2 separate regions of the Homo sapiens genome follow, and region 1 is linked to region 2. A link is an interaction called in ENCODE POLR2A ChIA-PET data of the cell type or tissue named here. Cell type or tissue: A673. All regions are shown on one strand. Region 1 has its middle 45 kb from the start of KIFC3. Region 2 overlaps USB1 (U6 snRNA biogenesis phosphodiesterase 1).

Region 1 (2,500 bases), 160 kb after region 2:
CCAATAGCTAGGACTACAGGCATGCACCACAACGCCCAGCTAATTTTTAGAATTTTTTGTAGAGATGGGATCTGGCTATGCTGTGCAGGCTGGTCTGGAACTCCTGACCTCAAGCAATCCTCCTGCCTCGGCCTCCCAAAGTTCTGGGATGAGCCACCACACGGGGCCTCCATGCTGGCATCTCAATGCTGGTCCTGAATTTCGGCTTTCTGTGTGGTCCTTCTTAAGCCAGTTAAACCACTCTCTGTTTGCTTGATCATAAAAACAAATGAATGTTCATCTGAACAAAACGAGCTTATAGCTTTAATAGAATCTCCAAAATGTATGGCAACTTCAAGGCATTAGACAGAAAATAACAACAATAAAACTTTGGCTTCTTTACAAAGTATTTAAAAGTATTTAAAAATTGTTTTGCAAATAACTCTTCTGGCATCCAGGCCAAGCATGGTGGCCCACGCCTGTAATGCCAGTACTTTAGAAGGCTGCGGCAGGTGGATCACTTGAGGTCAGGATTTCAAGACACACCTGGCCAACATGGTGAAACCCCATCTCTATCAAAAATACAAAAATTAGCCAGATGTGGTGGGGTGCGCCTGTGTCCCCAGCTACTTGGGAGGCTGAGGCACAAGAATTGCTTGAATCTCGGAGGCAGAGGTTGCAGCGAGCTGAGATTGTGCCACTGCATTCCAGCCTGGGCAACAGAGTGAGACTCGGTCTCACACACACACACACACACACACACACACACACACACACACACAAATTCATCTGGCATCTGGACTTAATCTAAAAATATATTCTTGAACAATAAGGCCAAAGGGAAAGAAAAGTCTCAATGTTCTCTTACGCATTTATATCATCTGCAAATCTCTTTCAGGACTCCCCTCCCCTGCTTATAACAGAAAATTGGGCAGCCCTGTGTGTTTGTGTCAATTCCACAAATTGACAGAATCAATTTGTGGAATCTCTAATCTTTTTCTATCCATGGAACACTCCTAACACCAAATGTGTGTTGTTTCTTCCCCACACCAATAAATTCTCTGTGACACCAGCTGCATGTCCTACAATTTTTTCAAAATTACTTTTTATTGTTTATAGACACAGGATTTTTACTGTGTTGCCCAGGCTGGTCTCGAACTCCTGGGCTCAAGCAAGCCTTCCACCTCAGCCTCCCAAAGTGCTGGGATTACAGGTGTGAGCCACCTCTCCCTCCCTCCCTCCCTCCCCGCCCTCTCTCCCTCCCTCCCTTCCCTTCCTTCCTTCCTTCCTTCCTTCCTTCCTTCCTTCCTTCCTTCCTTCCTTCCTTCCTTCCTTCCTTCCTTCCTTCCCTCCTTCCTTCACAGATTCATTGCTCTGTCACCTCAGGCTGGAATGCAGTGGTGCCATCTGGCTCACTGTAACCCCCGCCTCCCGTGTTCAAGAGATTCTCATGCCTCAGCCCCCAGAGTAGCTGAGATTACAGGTGTTCGCCAGCACACGTGGCTAATTTTTGCATTTTTAGTAGAGATGGGGTTTCACCTTGTTGGCTAGGCTGGTCTCGAAATCCTGGCCTCAAGTGGTCTGCCCACCTTGGCCTCCTGAAGTGTTGGGATTACAGGCTTGGGCCACTGCACCAGGCCTAAATATATTTCTTATGCCACAGAATCACAAAGGAAAACACACTTCTTTTTATAGGTCATTTCTTTGTTTTGCTCATAAAGACTTATCCCAGGTCACAGTCAAGCTCATGAAATTCATATAAGTAGAAGGTTTCTCAAAACCCAATACGTGAGTGTTTGTTTGGGAAAGAAATTGTACCTATCAGAATGAAACGAAAGTGGATCGGTTGTACAGCCTTGAACCAGCTGCAGGGGTGACACTTCTAATCTGCTTTTCTCATTCTCGTTAACAACCAGATGGAGTGGGGGAGAAAGGAGGGAGGATGGGCTGTCTGCGAGCAGCTTCCTTAAAGGGTTTGACATGAGAATTTGCACCTGCTGGGCTGAACAGCGCCTTCCAGGCATCTCCGCCCAGGTGGCTGGGTTTCCCAGCAGAACATCGCATTCCAGTGTCTGCCGCAAGCCCTCTTCTGTTAGGTCACCCTCCACCATCCGCCTTCTTCAGCCATCAGGATTCTCATTTAGAAAGACTGCAAAGCCCTGTGTCCAGGTTGGAGGCAGCCGGGAGGCCACAGGTAGGGAAAAGATGTGTATCTCATGGCTTTGTCTGCTTCTCCCGGCCTGGCTTTAGGTCTGGAACCAGGAGCCCCATAGTGCTCTCTGGGCAGCAAAGGACCCAGGGGTGTGGTCCTCTACTGCCCAGCCCCACCCAGGGAGAGGGGTGGAGTTCTCCCTCCACCAGGCCATCACCAGCCCCTGGAGGTCCAGCCTCTTCCTGCTCTGGTGGGGAGGGAGTGGGCACAGGCTTATAAGTGTCTTGGCATGAAAGGGTTGGGTCTCCAGGCCCCTCACCTTGTCTACTCTTCCCTCATCTCATCTCCTGAGGGGCAGGGAAGTCAAAT
Region 2 (2,500 bases):
AGATGCGGTGGCTTCGTCATTGTGACAAAGGAAGGGGACAGAGCTGAGATGGTGAACAGTCTGCCTGTGGTGGTGACAGTCAGGTGCCATCTGATATCTTGTCACCCCGGTCCACTCATGCATGAGCCAGTGCTACCTCTGAATCTTTTAGTTATACCAGCCTATAAATTTCTCTTTGGTTTAAGCCACTTTGGGTTGGGCTTCTGGCATGGGCTTCTGGCACCTGTGGTTAAGAGAGTCCTGATAATATACAATCAATCAACTTGATAATGACAATCCAAAGAGGGGGAGGGCTGGACTAGGTTGAGAGATGAGTTTCAGCCCTTATTCCCTGGCCGAGTGTCTGGATTGGGACAAATCCTGTCCTCCTCTGGCCCTCAGAAGGGGTTCAGCTAACTGAGCAGTTTCCTAGTTGGGCAGTGACATCCTATGGAATTCCTGGGCCTATGGCCCCCTGAACTGTGGGAATGGGGCTTTGGCTAGAAGACTGTTTATTTCTGTTTTACACAGCCACACATCAGGCTTTTGTGCAACACCTCATTTGAAAAAAGGCTCTGCTGATAAAGGCAGGGTCAGAAAACCATCAGCCGGGTGGCTTCTTAGGCTCCTTCTAGTATCAACAGTAGAGGATCCAGAAAGATATTCTCTAGGCTCCCTCATTCCCGCACCATGACTCAACAAGCATCTATTTGATGTCTACTGTGAGCAGAGCACTTGGAAAAAAGCTGTGGGGCAATTCAGAGAGAAGCCACAGTCCTGGCCTGGAGGAATGTGGGCTCCAGGAAGGAAGATGGACACAGGAACGACTGCATATGAGGGTGAGTGAAATGACCACCAGGGGTAAAGAACCACAGGACCAACTGATCTCTGGATGGAGGGGTCACCTGTGAAACAACCACAGGGCCAACTGATCTCTGGACGGAGGTGTCACCTGTGAAACAACCACAGGACCGACTGATCTCTGGACAGAGGAGTCACCTGTGAAACAACCACAGGACCGACTGATCTCTGGACGGAGGGATTCTGCAGGATATGCCAACCGGGAGAGCCTCAGTGAAAGAGCAGGGTTTTGATCTGGACCAGTCTAGCAGGAGATGCATTTCTGGTAGGAAAAGAGTTATGAAATAATCTAATAGGTAAGGGGAAAAAAAAAGCCCCAGGCTGGCAGACAAAACCAGAAGTGGGGTCTGGTACTAACCCTTCACCCAAGTGGTGTGCTGAGGGCACCCATGATCTCCTTTCACCCCCATAGGCCCCCAGTGAGGTAGCTCCCACCATTACCATGACCTGTTTGACCTATCACTGTGAAATGATAACATATGTGTTGGTCTCAGCCTCCAGTTCCTGACACAGAGATCCTAAAACCTGTGTCATTTCCTAAGCAGCAGGGGTGCTAGGAGCATCTTTTGTTCTATTATCTGGTCTGTGATCCTGGCTCCTGACGCAGAGCTCCTAAATCCTTTGGAATTTCCTGGGTGACAGGGGCATCTTTGGTTCCAATGAGGCAATGAGGTCCTGGATGGGGGCTGATCACAGAAAGAGCAAGGCATGATTAGAAGCTGGGAACTTTCAGCCCCACCCCCTACCCTCCCGGTATGGGAGGGAAGCTAGAGACTGAGTTAATAATCCATCATGCCTATGTGATGAAGCCTCCGTAAAAATTTGGAACTACAGGGTTTGAGGAGCTTCCCTTGGTGATTAAGAACGCACCCATGTGCTGGGAGGGTGGCTCACTCCCAACTCCACAGGGTCAGAAGCTCCCATGCTCGGGACCCTTCCAGACCTCACCCTACCTATCTCTTCATCTGGCTGTTCATGTGTATCCTGTAACATATCCTTTGTAATAAACTGGCGCCCTAGTAAGTGGACTGTTTGCCTGAATTCTGTGAGCCATTCTAGCAAATGATCAAACCTGAGGAGAGGGTCCACAGAACCTCTGATTTGTAGTGAAATCAGACAGATGTTGTGGGTAACCTGAGAGCTCAACACTGCAGATGGTGTCTGACAAGGAGCGCAGTCTTGTGGGACTGAGTCCTTAACCTATGAAGTCTGCACTAACCCTGGGTTATTAGTGTCAGAATTGAGTTCGATTATAGGACACCCAGTGGGTGTCTGGAGAGTTGGATAATTTGTTGGTGTGGAAAAAAACTCAACACATCTGGTCACAGAAGTGCTGGAAGTACTGAGCAAGAGCTTACAGAAAAACAGCTGGCTTTTCCTACAGAGCAGATACGGCATCAGGGGTGTCAAGAGCTTCCACGGCATGCCCAAGGTCACGGAGGATGAGAAGTAGAGCAGGCAGCCCCAGGAGAGGGGCCGTGTTCTATCTTTAGGTCTGCCTGCCTGCTGGGGTAATGCCCGCAGTAGCTCAGGAGAGGAGGAGAAGCCATGGAGGGGAGGGAGTGGAGAGGCAGAGGGAAGAAGCACTCACCTGTGGAAGGAGGTCATACGGGCTTTCAGAGCCTGCACGAAGGGGAGGATCCAGTGGTGGCGCAGAACC

The links. Peaks named below come from ENCODE experiments on the same cell type or tissue, not always from the same donor. Only the 100,000 strongest peaks of a DNase experiment are listed, where the experiment ranks them.
Region 1: POLR2A ChIA-PET joins it to region 2 with 7 read pairs; 5 of 35 experiments call an interaction of 5 or more read pairs at or near these places.

The regions. Positions count from the first base shown.
Region 1 is chr16:57,846,022-57,848,521 of GRCh38, reverse strand. It overlaps a transcript of KIFC3 not described here. Among named protein-coding and RNA genes, the nearest start is that of KIFC3, 45 kb to the right of the region's middle. RefSeq lists enhancers at 994-1,875, 1,876-2,500. In A673, no CTCF peak of the experiment used is centred here; DNase peaks (open chromatin) are centred at 960, 1,371 and 1,911; H3K4me3 peaks cover 1,079 bases; H3K27ac peaks cover 2,370 bases.
Region 2 is chr16:58,010,044-58,012,543 of GRCh38, reverse strand. It overlaps USB1 (U6 snRNA biogenesis phosphodiesterase 1), which reads right to left. Exons shown (of 7, transcript NM_024598.4): 3 at 2,432-2,500. Among named protein-coding and RNA genes, the nearest start is that of USB1, 9.9 kb to the right of the region's middle. RefSeq lists an enhancer at 1-333. In A673, no CTCF peak of the experiment used is centred here; a DNase peak (open chromatin) is centred at 1,383; H3K27ac peaks cover 368 bases.